Linked DNA regions of Mus musculus: regions 1 and 2 are each linked to region 3. The links are chromatin loops, found by intact Hi-C in ENCODE. Cell type or tissue: gastrocnemius. All regions are shown on one strand.

What was found. A loop is a pair of places that touch in the nucleus more often than their neighbours do. Peaks named below come from ENCODE experiments on the same cell type or tissue, not always from the same donor. Only the 100,000 strongest peaks of a DNase experiment are listed, where the experiment ranks them.
Region 1: a loop joins it to region 3, with 5 times the contacts of the local background. A loop is called at or near these places in 19 of 42 quality-filtered maps.
Region 2: it touches region 3 in a loop (7-fold over the local background); 20 of 42 quality-filtered maps call a loop at or near these places.

Annotation. Positions count from the first base shown.
Region 1 is chr8:86,818,980-86,823,979 of GRCm38, forward strand. The region is part of intron 1 of Gm39215 (a long non-coding RNA gene); the gene reads right to left. Among named protein-coding and RNA genes, the nearest start is that of Gm39215, 4.8 kb to the right of the region's middle. In gastrocnemius, a CTCF peak has its summit at 2,097; a DNase peak (open chromatin) is centred at 2,087.
Region 2 is chr8:86,652,162-86,657,161 of GRCm38, forward strand. It overlaps Lonp2 (lon peptidase 2, peroxisomal), which reads left to right. Exons shown (of 15, transcript NM_025827.3): 8 at 15-156. Among named protein-coding and RNA genes, the nearest start is that of Gm22305, 17 kb to the right of the region's middle. In gastrocnemius, a CTCF peak has its summit at 2,605 (motif pointing right); a DNase peak (open chromatin) is centred at 2,651.
Region 3 is chr8:86,900,857-86,905,856 of GRCm38, forward strand. No RefSeq gene overlaps it. Among named protein-coding and RNA genes, the nearest start is that of Gm33391, 18 kb to the right of the region's middle. In gastrocnemius, a CTCF peak has its summit at 2,450 (motif pointing left); a DNase peak (open chromatin) is centred at 2,456; H3K27ac peaks cover 1,826 bases.

The DNA of each region.
Region 1 (5,000 bases), 82 kb before region 3:
AGTCACTGAGTCTATGGGGCTTAGGCCTTGAGTGGGGGAACAGGTAATGCCACACAGAGGGGAGCCCTGTGACAGGAGCAAGAAGCCTCCTGACTCTTGTCAGCTTTGTCCCTGTGAATCCTTTCTGCCTTCCCAGGAAAAGCCTTTCCCACCCTCAGCAGGACACTTCTCAGTCTGCTGTGCTCAGGAGGGCTCCACGGGGCTTCATGCAGGCCCTAGGGAGCTCTTGGAAAGACAGGTCTCTCCCCTCAGGTCTCTTGCACCCCTGACCCAGCAGCTCCCTGTCCTGTTCTTCAGCCACCTGCCGGCTCCTCCCAACCCCTACCTTCCACAGCCTCTGTCTCATGCCCTCTCTGACTGCAGGGCCCTTTCCTCTTGGAGGCAGGACCTGCCCGTCTTTCCTCTTTTCTTGACTTCTTTATCTATTTTCACGTCTTTTGTCTTCTTTCTCTCCTTTTACTTGGAAAACTTTCAAACATAGAGCAACGTTGCACTAGTAATTCAATGAGTGTGTTTGTATCCCTCGACTGGACTCACCAACGGTTGGTGCGCTCCTGTTTCCTGCACCCCAGTGTGTCTGTGCTTTGACAGGCTTTACTGGCAGAGCCTCGGAGAGTGAGTTAAATCCCCTGTGACTCATCCCTTGCAGTTTCAGCTGTGTTTTCTAAGAACAGGACATTCTCTTACATAGCTACAATTTAAATGTCAACAAAAGAAGCCATATATCAACACACTACTCTTTTATAAAATAAGTCCCGTATTTAAAGATCACAGTTGCTCTTAAAATGTCCCCTTTTTTCCAGAGCTTCTTTTAAAAAAAGATTTATTTATTATTTATATGAATATACTGCCTCTGTCTTCAGACACACACTAGAAGAATGCATCGGATCCCATTACAGATGGTTGTGAGCCACCGTGTGGTTGCTGGGAATTGAACTCAGGACCTCTGGAAGAGCAGTCAGTGCTCTTAACCATTGAGCCATTTCCGAGCTTTGTTTTTGACCCAGGAGCCAGCCTGAGAATAAATATTGCTATGAATCAGAATGTCTGGGTTTCTCCAGAGCCGCTGTTCCTAGGCTATTACTCAGTGAGACCCTATCTCTGTTTCAGTCCCCAACCCACAAAAGGAGGCTCCTGGTCCCTCTAGCTTTGTTTTGGCTCCTCTCCTTTTTTCTCCTTTCCATGTAGACATCTCTGCAGGACACAACCTCTGGTTTATCTCCCTTCCCAGAGCCCTGTCTGCCAGAGTCTAGGGGAAAGAATGCTTGCCTGGAGTCAGCCAGAACCAGATCTCAACTATGGTTACTTCCAATTCCTGCCCAGTCTCTGCTTTCCAGACTTCTGTGTTGTAAGATGCTCTGAGTGGACTTTGCAGGCATCCAGGAGGATCTTCCTGGGTGCTGTCAGGATTCCTGGGAGGATGGAAGAGTGTATATGGTACCCAGCTGAGTTCATGAAGCAGGAGAACATGGAGCATCCACTCCCAGCTCCTGGATGTTCCTCTCCCCCAGCTCTATCCAGCCTGGTCCTCTCATGCTTGATGGAGACCAGGCCTCAGATGAAAATCACATTTAATAACAGCAGGAGTCAGGGTGTCTGGGCCTGCTGTACATACCTATAATGCCAGTATTATGCATGCAGTCCCACCCATCCCATGAACGTGATAATCACCCATAAGTTAAGCTGGCTGATAACCTCCCCTACCACCTCTAGCTTGCTACATCAGAAATATCCCCAAACCTTTGCTGGGTTTGAGTATCTGCGGCTTCTGTCTACCCACAGTAGGAATGACAAACTGCCTATGGAGCACTGTTGACATCAGACTCCTAAGGAACATCTGGGTCCCATTAAGCAGCAGAATATTAAAAAACCAGGGCTGGCCATGATCCAGCACCCAGCAGGAGTGGGTAGGGCCACCACTCCCCTTCCAGGGTGATAGAGCTTGAGGCCCACCCAGCTTCCACAGGCATTCGGAGGAAGGAGAGGGGAGTAGCTTTTGCTAGCAGCCCAATACTGAGTCCTCTGAAGAATCATCCCTGCCTGCCTCTCGGGTTTCCCATCACAGTGAGGGGAGTGCTATGCTGACATGCTATCAGACAGCTAGGGGGCGCTCTGCCTGTATGGGCTTGAAGTTGAGGGCTGCAACCCCACCTAGTGCAGAGGATCATGCACATGTGGACATCAGGCCACTCCTTGCCACTGCTGCACTGGGTTCCTTCTAATCATGCTCTGATATCTGCTTCCCAGAGCCGCCAGAACATCCAGTTCAGTCTTCACTACTCAGAGAGGGCAGGGGTCCAGCAAAGGCCATGCATCAATGCAGGTCTCCACCCAGACTACTGCCCTGTGAATAGAGAGTAATGCTGCTTTCACTAGGTGCAGACTTAAACCAGAGCCCAGCGGCTATTTGAAAGATCTCTCAGACACTGAGCCACCAACCAGGCAAGCAGACACCAGCTGACACATGTACAGCAGAGGACTGCCTGGTCTGGCATCAGTGAGAGAAGATACACCTAATCCTTCAGGGACTTGAGGCCCCAGGGAGTGGGAGGTCTGGTAGGATGGGGTGGGGTGGGGTGGGGACATCCTTTTGGAGATGGAGGAGGAGGTATAGGATGAGAAACAGTTAGAGGGTAGACAGGAGGGGAATAATGACTGGACTGTAAAAAAGATAAAGAGATAATAATAATAATAATAATAATAATAATAATAATAATAATAAGAAGAAGAAGAAGAAGAAGAAGAAGGAAAGCCTCATAAAATTATCCTCAAAATAGTTGGTGCCAAAGCTAAGAAGATAGCTTAGAAGGTAAGGCTACTTGCTATGTAGGCAAGCATGAGGACCTGAATTTGAATCCAGCACCTACATGACAAGCCAGGTGTGGCTGCATGGGACTGTAACCCTAGTGTTGTGGGACAGGGTCAGGTGGACCCTGTATCCAAGGAATAAGACAGAGATTTAGGAGAAAAATACCAGACATCCTCTTCCAGTCCTTATAATGTACTTACTGATGTGCATGCAGCCCTTCACACGCACACATGTGTACACTCACACAAGTGATAATGAAAAACATTTCAAGGGACCAGTGGGACCCAGGCATACAGGGACTCTGCCAGATCAGTGGCATGGGTTTCTTCTGGTCTGTCTGGGCTGGTGCCCTGAGCAGACCTTGGGCGCAAATTCCCCAGCCAGTCTCACAACACCCAGAGGAAGCTCCACTCCTAGGCGCTCTAACACATCCAGGATCTCGGGATCCCAGGAGCTTGGTCACACCAGGATGCCAGGGTCCCAGAGGCAGCTTGACTCCCAGGAGCTCTGACACACCCAGGATCTCAGGATCACAGAGACAGCATGAGGAGTTCTGACACAACCAAGATTACAGGAAGGACAGGCTCCAGTCAGATATAGAGAGGGCAGGTAGCACTAGAGATAACCAGATGGCAGGAGGCAAGTGTAAGAACAGAAGCAACAGAAACCAAGGTTACTTGGCATCATCAGAACCCAATTCTCCCACCATAGGAAGTCCTGGATACATCATCACACCGGAAAAGCAAGATTCAGATCTAAAATCACTTCTCATGATAATGATAGAGGACTTTAAGAAGGACATAAATAACTCCCTTAAAGAAATACAGGAGAACATAGGTAAACAGGTAGAAGAACTTAAAGAGGAAACACAAAAACCCCTTAAAGAATTACAGGAAAAAAAAAAAACAATCAAACAAGCAAAGGAAACAAACAAAACCATCTAGAATCTAAATATGGAAATAGAAACAATAAAGAAATCACAAAGGGAGAAAACCCTGGAGTTAGAAAATCTAGGAAAGAGATCAGGAGTCATAGATGCAAGCATCACCAACAGAATATAAGAGATTGCTGGGCATGGTGGCACACGCCTTAATCCCAGCACTCAGGAGGCAGAGGCAGGCAGATTTCTGAGTTTGAGGCCAGCCTGATCTACAGAGTGAGTTCCAGGACAACCAGGACTACACAGAGAAACCCTGTCTCAAAAAACCAAACCAAACAAACAAACAAAAAACAAAACAAACCAGAATATAAGAGATTGAAGAGAGAATCTCAGGTGCAGAAGATACCATAGAAAACATTGACACAACAGTCAAAGAAAATGCAAAAAACAAAAAGCTCCTAACCCAAAACATCCAGGGAATCCAGGTCACAATGAGAAGACCAAACCTAAGGATAATAGGTATAGAAGAGTGTGAAGATTCCCAGCTTAAAGGGCCAGTAAATATCTTCAACAAAATTATAGAAGAAAACTTCCCTAACCTAAAGAAAGAGATGCCCATGAACATACAAGAAGCCTACAGAACTCCAAATAGACTGGATCAGAAAAGAAATTCCTTCCATCAACATAATAATCAAAACACCAAAATGTACTAAAAAAAAAAAAAAAAGAAAGAAAGAAAGAAAAAGAAAGAAAGAATTTTAAGAGTAGTAAGGGAAAATGGTCAAGTAACATATAAAGGCAAACCTATCAGAATTACACCAGATCTCTCACCAGGGACTATAAAAACTAATATCCTGGGCAGATGTCATACAGACCCTAAGAGAACACAAATGCCAGCCCAGGCTACTGTACCCAGCAAAACTCTCAATTACCATAGATGGAGAAACCAAGGTATTCCATGACAAAACCAAACTTACACAATATCTTTCCACAAATCCAGCCCTTCAAAGGATAATAGATGGAAAACACCAACACAAGGAGGGAAAAAGCAAGAAAGTAATCTTTCAACAAGCCCACACAAACATAATTCCACCTCTAACAACAAAAATAACAGGAAGTTAACAATCACTTTTCCTTAATATCTCTTAATATGAAAATGAATATTACCAATATATTCTAATCACTTGAAATTCAAAAATATGAGGAATTAGAAATTTGTTGGCTGTCATCCAGTGGCCTCTCTAATTTTGTAAAATCAATATACATTTTCTGCTTGTTTGTATGTGACTGTGTCTTACTGTGTACCACATA
Region 2 (5,000 bases), 250 kb before region 3:
TTTGCTCTCTGCAGGCGGACCTATGTGGGCAGTATGCCTGGTCGTATCATCAATGGCTTGAAGACCGTTGGGGTTAACAATCCAGTGTTCCTATTGGATGAGGTTGACAAGCTGGGGAAAAGCCTGCAGGGGGATCCTGCAGCTGCGCTGCTTGAGGTAAGGTCTAGAAAATTCCCTTTGAAGTCACAGTTGAGTATGAGTAAGCATAGGCCATATCTAAGCCATGTATAGATTGGTCTGTAGTTAGTTACAGGAAAAACAATGGCGTGTAGACTGAAGTCTGGAGCTAGTTACATCTACATAAAAATCACAAACTTCCTCCTCTTTGTGATGTCTTTCTTTTTAATTTATATGAAGTAAAATAAAATTTTAGACATGTTCTTTATTCACAGAGCACTGGTAATTTATTGCAGAAAGAAATGATAAAGTCTTCTTCTCCCAGGGCCCGTCCTTCTCCTGTGCTTTAGCCTCCAAAAGCTTTTGTTAATTTGCTCCATTTTCTAAATGCTTGACTTAGTCAGGCACAGTGGTACATGCCTGTAATTCTTGCTATTCAAAAGGCTGCATTCAGTGCCAGGCTGGGCTACATAGCAAGATCCCAAAAAGGGAGAGTGAAGCAGAGGCTGGGGGGGGCAAAAGAGGGAGCTCAGGGCTGCAGAACAAAACCACTTCATCTGTGCAGACTCTGCCAAAGGAAACTGAGATTTTTGCCTTCACGTTTTTGATTCCACATCTTCCTTTATAAATTGTTATCTCTTTTTTAGTTACCTCACTATTGGTCATTAGCAGTTACAGATTATGTGGTCCTTTTTCAGAGCTGAGCCAGGAGTCCTGTTCTTCCTTTTCTTAGACCTGCTTTTGAAAATCGCTTCACCTCTCTTGTGCTCACATCCACCGTTTCTGTTCTGCTCTCAGGACCGGCAGCCACTCGGGTGTTGTAGGTTTTACTGTTGTGAGTCTTCCAGTTGGAAGCAGTTGTTTTCTACCTGTGGCACATGGAGCCTCCCTGTGTTGTCCTTCACCTCCCACCATGTTGAATTTCCTGCCTCCCCAGTCTGTGTTTTGGTTTACCTCACTCTGTGTTGTTAACTCAAGAGGAGCTTCTGCAGGAAGCTTATGTGGGTGGTATTTTATAAACGCAGAATGTAAAGCAGCTTCATGTTTCCTCAGGAAATCTGACTGGGCATGGAGTTCTAGATGGAAATAATGTCTGTGTAGGGTTTTCCTTTGCCCCAGTGACTTCCTGGTTTCTAGTGTTGCCATTGGTAAGTCTGAAGTCACTATGCTTCTGCCCTGCCTTACTCTCTGAAAACTTGTGTGATGGTCCCTGAGAGACTTTACAGATGGCAAGGAAAACAAGCAGGGTTACATAGAAATGAAGTTGGGATCAGCTAAATTTAAATTACTGGTGCTGGGTGAAGACTTTGAGAGTCTGGCCTCAGCTCATATATTTTTGCCATATTTAAACATAGCACAATGTTGGTGAAAGTTTTCAGGTAACAGTTAGCTCAGCCTGGTGAGTACAAGGCTTAAGACATGTTTACATTGATTCTCTTTACACAGTGCATATGGCTTCATCTATTAGAAGAGTTCTTGCTGACCTAGAAGCAGTGCTCAAGATAAAGGTCTAGAGCAGTGGTTTTCAACCTTCCTAATGCTGACCCTTTAATATAGTTCCTCGTGTTGTGATACTCCCAACAATAACATTTTCATTGCTACTTCATAACTGTAATTTTGCTACTGTTATGAATCCTAATGTAAATATCTCTGTTTTCCAATGGTCTTAAGCAACCCCTGGGAAAGGGCCATCCAGCCTTCAAAGGGGTTGAGAGCACAGGTTGAGAGCTACTGGTCTGGGGAGACTGACTAAGGCAAACATAATCCCTGTGTGAGTCCGAATTTGACCTGACCCTGATACGACATAGAAATCACACAGGCTGTGGTATCTCACAAGGATGAGTTTTATGGCCTAGAAGTTATGCTCAAGGTTTTAGAGGAAAAGGGTCTGGGATAAGTAAAACATTTCTGGGAGACAGGTAGAGCCTGACCCATCAGACAGCAAAGGGTTACCAGGTTGTAAAACTACATCCATTCCCAGCATTCCAGGTGGAGGTCAGGTTAGACACGTCTTTCCTTTGAAGGATACCTGAGAGTTTACCTTCCTGACTTCTCCAGTGCTTATCTGTATGTACAAGCATGCTTTAGCCCTCTACAACAACTTAGAATCATCTCTTGATCTCAGTTGTTCAGCTTTATACAATATAATACATAATATGTATATATGTATATATGTGTGTGTATATATGTATGTATGTGTATATATATATACATATACATATATATATGTGTATATATATATATATATATATATATATATATATATATATATATATAAAATAACTTGCCTGTTACCTGTTTTGGGTCTCAGACATTTTTGCTGGTTCTTTAAAGAGTTTTCAGATTTTTCTTTTTTCATTTTGAAAGACTCTCTTTAATTCTTTTGTTGGTAATTTTTTGCTCTGTTTTGTTAGAACCCAACATTTTATTTCTATTTTACTTGTATGAATTTTTGTGGCACATATGTATGTATACCATGTTTGTGTCTGATATCCACAAGAGGGCATTGGATGCCTGTGGCTGGAGTTACAGATGGTGTGAGCCACTAAGTGGATGCTGAGAAGGGACTCTGGGTCCTCTGCAAAGGCAGCAAATGCCCTTAAGCACTGAGCAATCGCTCCATCTCCAAAGGTGGTAGATCTATAGCTGCCATGCCTTCTCATTCCTGTAATTCATCCCTTTTATTTTTTGTTCTACTTTCTGTGAGAACAACTTCAGCTTTATCTTTTAAAAAGGGAACCTTTTCATGTGTTAGTCATACCAAAAACATCTCTACCTATTCCTTTTTAACATCCTGCTTTTGATACGTAGAGGTAATTCTGTGAAAAAAGGTATTGATAGATTTTTTTTTTAAAATTAACTTTGCTTCTCTCTAAACTATTTGTTGTCTGTATCTTGTATTAGAGTCTTTCACTGGACTTCTGTTGTGTTTTTCTGTTGTGTACTTTCAGTTGTGCTGGAAACTAATTAGACACTAGGAGGAATGGAAAAGCCAGCCCCCTGGGTCATCTGTGGAACTCTTTCTACCAAAAGCAGTATTCACATTCTTCTTAAGCTCACATGGAACCCTCTCCAGGACAGAACAGATGCTGCACTGTGAAACAAGCTGTGATAAAAGTTAGAAGGATAAACGCGTACTGTGTGTTCTCCTAAAACATCACAGCAACTAGAAATGACTGTGGACATTGGAGGAAGTCACAAATACGTAGAAATTCACACACTCATGAGTAGTCAATGGGCCACAGAAGATACACAAAAATTAGGAAGTCATCTATAATGAATGAGAAGGAAACAGCCAAGAGAGTGTGTTCCAGGAGAGGGTATTAGACTGTTCTCACACTTACTATGATTCTATTGTTTAATGTATTATCCTAGACTGTTACCTAAACTGTTTCTTTTTTATTATTATTAGATATTATCTTTATGTACATGTCAAATGTTATCCCCGTTCTTAGTTTCCCCTCCGAAAATCCCCTATCCTCTCCCCCCTCCCCCCTCCCCCTGGTCCCCAATCCACCCACTCCCACTTCCTTGACCAGGCATTCCCCTATACTGGTACATAGAGCCTTCACAGGACCAAGGGCCTCTCCTCTCATTGATGACTGACTAGGCCATCCTCTACTACATATGCAGCTAGAGCCATGAGTCTCTCCCTGTGTTTTCTTTGATTGGTGGTTTAGTCCCAGGGAGCTCTGGATTTACTGTTAGTTCATATTGTTGTTCCTCCTAGGAGGCTGCAAACCCCTTCAGCTCCTTGGGTACTTTCTCTAGCTCCTTCATTGGGGACCCTGTGCTCCGTCCAATGGATGGCTGTGAGCATCCACTTCTATATCGAAGTGTCCACACTTTGGTTTTCCTTCTTTTTGAGTTTAATATATTTTACAAATTGTATCTTGAGTAATCTGAGCTTCTGGGCTAATATCCACTTATCAGTGAGTGCATATCATGTGTGTTCTTTTGTGATTGGGTTACCTCTCTTAGGATGATAATCCTTCAGATCCATCCATTTGTCTAAGAATTTCATCAATTCATTGCTTTTAATAGCTGAGTAGTAGTACTCCCTTGTGTAAATGTACCACATTTTCTGTATCCATTGCTTTGTTGAGGGACATCTGGGTTCTTTCCAGCTTCTTGCCGTTATGAATATGGCTGCTATAAACATAGTGGAGCATGTGTCCTTATTAAAAGTTGGAGTGGTATTGCTGAATCTTCCAGTAGAACTATGTCCAATTTTCTGAGGAACCGCCAAACTGATTTCCAGAGTGGTTGTAAAAGCTTGCAATCCCACCAACAATGGAGGAGTGTTCCTCTTTCTCCACATCCTCACTAGCATCTGCTGTCACCTGAATTTTTGATCTTAGCCATTCTGACTGGTGTGAGATGGAATCTCAGGGTTGTTTTGATTTGCATTTCCCTGATGATTAAGGATGTTAAACATTTTTTTAGGTGCTTCTCAGCTATTCGGTATTCCTCAGTTGAGAATTCTTTGTTTAGCTCTACCCCATTTTTAAATAGGGTTATTTGGTTTTCTGGAGTCCAACTTCTTGAGTTCTTTATATATATTGGATATTAGTCCCCTATCAGATTTAGGATTGGTGGAGATCTTTTCCCAGTCTGTTGGTTGCCGTTTTGTCTTACTGAGAGTGTCCTTTGCCTTACAGAAGCTTTGCAGTTTCATGAGGTCCCATTTGTCAATTCTTGATCTTAGAGCACAAGCCATTGCTGTTCTGTTCAGGAATTTTTCTGCTGTGCCCATATCTTCGAGGCTTTTCCCCACTTTCTCCTCTATAAGTTTCAGTGTCTCTGTTTTTATGTGGAGTTCCTTGATCCACTTAGACTTGAGCTTTGTACAAGGAGATAAGAATGGATCAATTCGCATTCTA
Region 3 (5,000 bases):
GGCCATGGCATCACTGAGCAGGTGGTCCTGGGGTGTCCGAGAAAGCAGGTCAAGCAACCACAAGGAGTGCTGTAGTAAACAGACCTCCATGGTCTCCACTTCAGTTCTTACCGTCCGTTTGCTTTCAGCTCCTGCCCTGACTTTTCTCAGTGATGGAGTAGGACCTGGGGTTTTAAGGGTTCTAAGGTGAGATAAGTAATTTCCTTCCCAATTTGCTTTTAGATTTATTTATTTATTTATTTATTTATTTATTTATTTAATGTATGAGTATTCTATTTGCATGTACACCTCATGCCAGAAGAGGCATCAGATCACACTATAGATGGTGTGAGCCACCATGTGGTTGCTGGGGATTGAACTCAGGACCTCTGAATAAGCAGACAGTGCTCTTAACCCCTAAGCCATCTCTTCAGCCTCCCAATTTACTTTTAGTCATAGCCTTTATCACAGTAATAGAAAGTAAACTAGAACAGAAGATGCATAAAATTTGTTCCCTGAGCACAGACATACAAGTTTTTTTTTTCCCCTAGATACCTCTGCATAAGAGGAGCTGCCTGGGGTAGGGGCTGGAGTATATGCTAGTACCCAGAATACTGTTGTACAGTTTCAACTTTATCTGAGTGAGCTCACATGGCCCCAACAACTTTTAGAAGGTGGGGTTGTACCCATCTTACAGACAAAGAAATAGAGGCTTATAGCAATGAAGTACCTCACTTGGAACCCTCACAACTAGGAAGTGACAGTAAGAACAGGCACGGCATATTGTGCTATTCAGGACTTCCCTGTGGACCTGAGGAGACAGAGGTTCCTTGGTTCCTTAGGACTGAGACCTGTGACCTGTAGGATAAGGGACTCTACAGTCCTTCTCTATCCCTGGGTCATAGGAGACAGGTAACAAACCCCAACTGTTGTTAAAAGAGACTAGGTGCTGAGGTAAAGCTCTGAAGCATCTCCCGGCAGCAGTACCGGGTCTGGGGCTGTGAGGAGCCTGCAGTAGGATTTGCTGCAGAATTTCATTGGACCCCTCTTTGTCTGAGAAACCAAGATGGGAGTGAAGTGTGCTTTCCCGAGGCCGAACCTTGATTGGCCAGGGCTCCTCAAGCACATAGGCTCCCGAGGTGGTTTAGTAAAGGGTCACTAGCACCTCCTTGTCCCTTCCCATTGTCTTGTTCCTGCTCCTGCCACAGGTCACCTCCACTACAGCAAGGGAAGAGGTGGGAGCCTGTGGAAGAGGCAATCAACCAGCTGGGGTGGGGTGGGGTGGTAAGGAACGCGGCTCCTCAAGTTGCTAGAATACTTGGCCTAAGACACCAGGGTCAGGCAGTCTCACAGGAAGCTGGGTCTCCGCCCTTCCCCTTGAGCTTCCTAGTAAAAATAACTGATGTTTCCTGAAGCGTTCACATGTGGCAGGAAGGCTGAGCTCGGAGCTGCCAGGTCACCACCAAGATTCCTTTTGTTTTGCAATGGATAGGATAGAAAGAATGTCTCTCTCTCTCTCTCTCTGCCTCACCTCCTCTTCCTCCTCATCACTTCTGCCTTCTTTTTATTTAGAATTCCTAAATTCCTCTTACGGAAGAGCTAAGCTCCTCTTTGCCCTACAGTGTGGAAACAACATCACTGATAATGTCAGGTAATTAATTCAATGGCAAACAGACTGAAACAAATTGTAACTCCAGTGCATTTAGTTTTTGTTCTTTTCTGTTTTGAGAAGAGTTATTATGGCAAGAAACAGTTTCCCTTGCAATTATACTCAACTTAAAAAAAAAAAAACAGAACAAAACAACAAGACTAAGAACACCTTAGGTGTTCAGGGTTCATGTGGCTATTTCCAGAGTCATGAAGAGGGATGGATATAAATGACTTAAATGTGGAAACAAGCATCGCGGCTGGTGATTCTCGACCTTGTGCGATATGAGCTCTTGGGCTAATTGTGCAACCTTTGAAAAAGCCACACTTAGTTTAAGGGTTGGTTCTGCACCCTGCACTGGTCAAACAAAACCTTTGCATAATAAAAGGCTTGGCTTTGCCTATCCCGTAGTTGGTTGGGTCTTTGGTTGGGTCAGACCAAGCCAGGCCCCTCGTTTCTGTTTCTTTTGGGGGTGGGGTCGGATGGGGGGTGTTTTGTTTGTTTGTTTTTTTGTTTTAGACAAGGTTTTCTTCTGTAGCCCAGGCTGGCCTGGAACTCGCTAGGTTGCTAGGGTTGGGGTTTTGAACCTACAGAAATCCTCAGAGTACAGGCACAAACTCCTGTTTATCCGATAGTTTCCTCAAGGAGGATATTTCAGTTCTCTTCCTCTTTTTCCCTCCTGCCAATGTGGTGCTCAGACTTGGAGCTAGAGGATAAAGAGAACATCTCAGAGGTTTTTGCACCTCATAACTTGTCAGTTACTGACTAGCAACTGAAGGAAACGCTTCTGCTTTGAATCGCCTACGCCCTTGGCGCCACCTGCTGGTCGCATCGCGCCAATGCAGCTCTGATCCGTGGAGAATCTAAGCCTACCTTCTGAGCCAAACCTGAGAAAATCTGGTGAGTTGTTGCACACCAGCATCTCCTTCTTTACCCCCAGCATCTCCACACCCAAGCTAGTGCCCTCTGCTCCCCTCGGTATGAGGAGAGCTGCTAGCCTAGGTAGGGGACTAGAGAGATGGCTCGGTAACTAAGGAACTGCAGAGGAACTGAGTTTGAGTCCCAGCACCCAGGGATCCATGGGATTCGACACCTTTGGTCTACATAGACATCCCCTCCCCCCTCCTTCCACCACAGATCTAATCTGGAGGTTTGCTCCCTCAAGCAAAGAGGTCATCAGAGTCACTTCTGAACAGCGATTTCCCCTTGACCCAGGGGCCACTTTTGAAGAACTTCCCTGTGTGTTTGTGACTGCGGACTTGGTGGACCTGTGAGCAGGACATCTGTGGCCCAGCTAGCCATAGGCCTCACTGAATAGACTCTAGCTTACAGTGGGCCCTGGGCTGCATTTTTAACCGGCACCCATTGGACCTGGGCCTCTTTGGCCTGAAGAATCACCTTGCTTAGCAGCATCCTTCCGCAGCTCCGCTTCCAAGCTCCACCGGAAGCCGCTGCGCGCTGAACTGAGCTTTCTCTGGTCTAGGGTCTGCCTTTCCTTTACAAGGATATTCCTTCAGTGCTCATCGCAGGTCCTTAAGGGGCCTGTGTGTGCGTGTGTGCGTGTGTGTGTGTGTGTGTGTAAGCTTAGGGATGTCACTTGACTTTCCTAAAGACAGGGGAATAGTGTTTGATCCAACCAAGTCAGTCGGATTTCAAAACTGCTCCTTCTTATCCACCTTTCCCCCTCTCCTCTTCTCATCCTGTCCCTCCTCGTATTTCCCTTCTTGCCCGGCTCCTTTCTTGTCCCCTTTCCTCTGTTCTCCCCCTCCCCAGTCCTCCTCAGTACCCTCCATCCTTCCCCCTCCTCCCCTTGTCCTCCCCTCCACACTTTGGTATGCTTTACACGGGTCCAGGTTCTCCTAGCATCCCTCGGGCCCCTTCCTGGCAAACCCTGCCCCCAACCCTGAACTTTCCAGCCCAGGGGCAGGGGCTGGGCTCCCCCTCCCCAAGCTCTTTCCTATATAAAACAGACATCTTGGTCTCCTTCTCCTCTCGCCTCTCTTCCTGCTCTTCCCCTTCACCTTCTCGGAGTGCACGATTTCTCTCTTTCTCTTCCCCCCTCCCATCTGTGTTCCAAGGAATAGGAGAAACTGGAGTTCAGGTGGTTGTAGCCACCAGGTATGTGCTGGGAACCCAGCCCAGGCCATTTGTAAGAGTAGCTAGTGTCCTTAACCACGGAGCCATCCCTCCAGGTCCCCCCTTTTACTTGCACAGATAGTTGTCTTTAAAAAAATTTTTTTATTGATTTTGAGACACCATGTAGACAAGACTGGCCTCGGGCCTTTTCACAATCTTAAAGCACACAGAATTTCTTGGGGCAGCTAAGATGGAATATAGGTTCTAGTAAGTAATGACTCAGGAGTATCAGAGGGGAGAGTGTGCTACCCTTGGGATGTTTGGATGTGCCCATCCACTGAGCTATTTAAGGCATATTAAATATTAGGCTACGTGTGTGCATGCACGTGTGTGTGCGTGTGTGTGTGTGTGTGTGTGTGTGTGTGTGCGTTTTACTTGGGAATCCAGAATATTGGGGCGGGTAGTCGGGGGTGAGTAGAGTGCACTAATTGGCTGCTGCTACAGTGGGGTCTGCCTCTTGCTATGCGGCAGGTGGAGCTCTCCCCCTGGGTTTGCTAGTGGCGTAGCCACCCATCAGTCTTTTCTCCCTCCCCGCCCATTGGATCTGGAGATCCCTAAAGCGGAGATCATTTGTCTCTGTGGTTCTCACAACAGTGTCTGAACACTTATCATGTGCCAGATGCCCCACTAAGTGCTTTTGTGTTTCATTATCTGAAGTGGATGGTGTTAGGACCCTCAGGGCTTATTTTAGTTACTTCGTCTGGGTTTCCTCTTGTTGTTTGAGATAGAGGTCTGTCTTAGGGTTTCTATTCCTGCACAAACATCACGACCAAGAAGCAAGTTGGGGAGGAAAGGGTTTATTCGGCTTACACTTCCATACTCTGTTCATCACCAAGGAAGTCAGGACTGGAACTCAAGAAGGTCAGAAAGCAGGAGCTGATGCAGAGGCCATGGAGGGATGTTCTTTACTGGCTTGCTTCCCCTGGCTTGCTCAGCCTGCTCTCTTATAGAACCCAAGACTACCAGCCCAGAGATGGTCCCACCCACAAAGGCCCTTTCCCCCTTGATCACTAATTGAGAAAATGCCGTACAGCTGGATCTCATGGAGGCATTTCCCCAACTGAAGCTCCTTTCTCTGTGATAACTCCAGCTGTGTCAAGTTGGCATAAAACTAGCCAGTACAATTGACCCCTTGTCAACACAAACACATCACTAGTAAGTCTCAACCCTTACATTCTTATTCATCCCCAAGATCTAAATAACTTTAAAATTTCAATCTCTTTAAAATATCCATTTC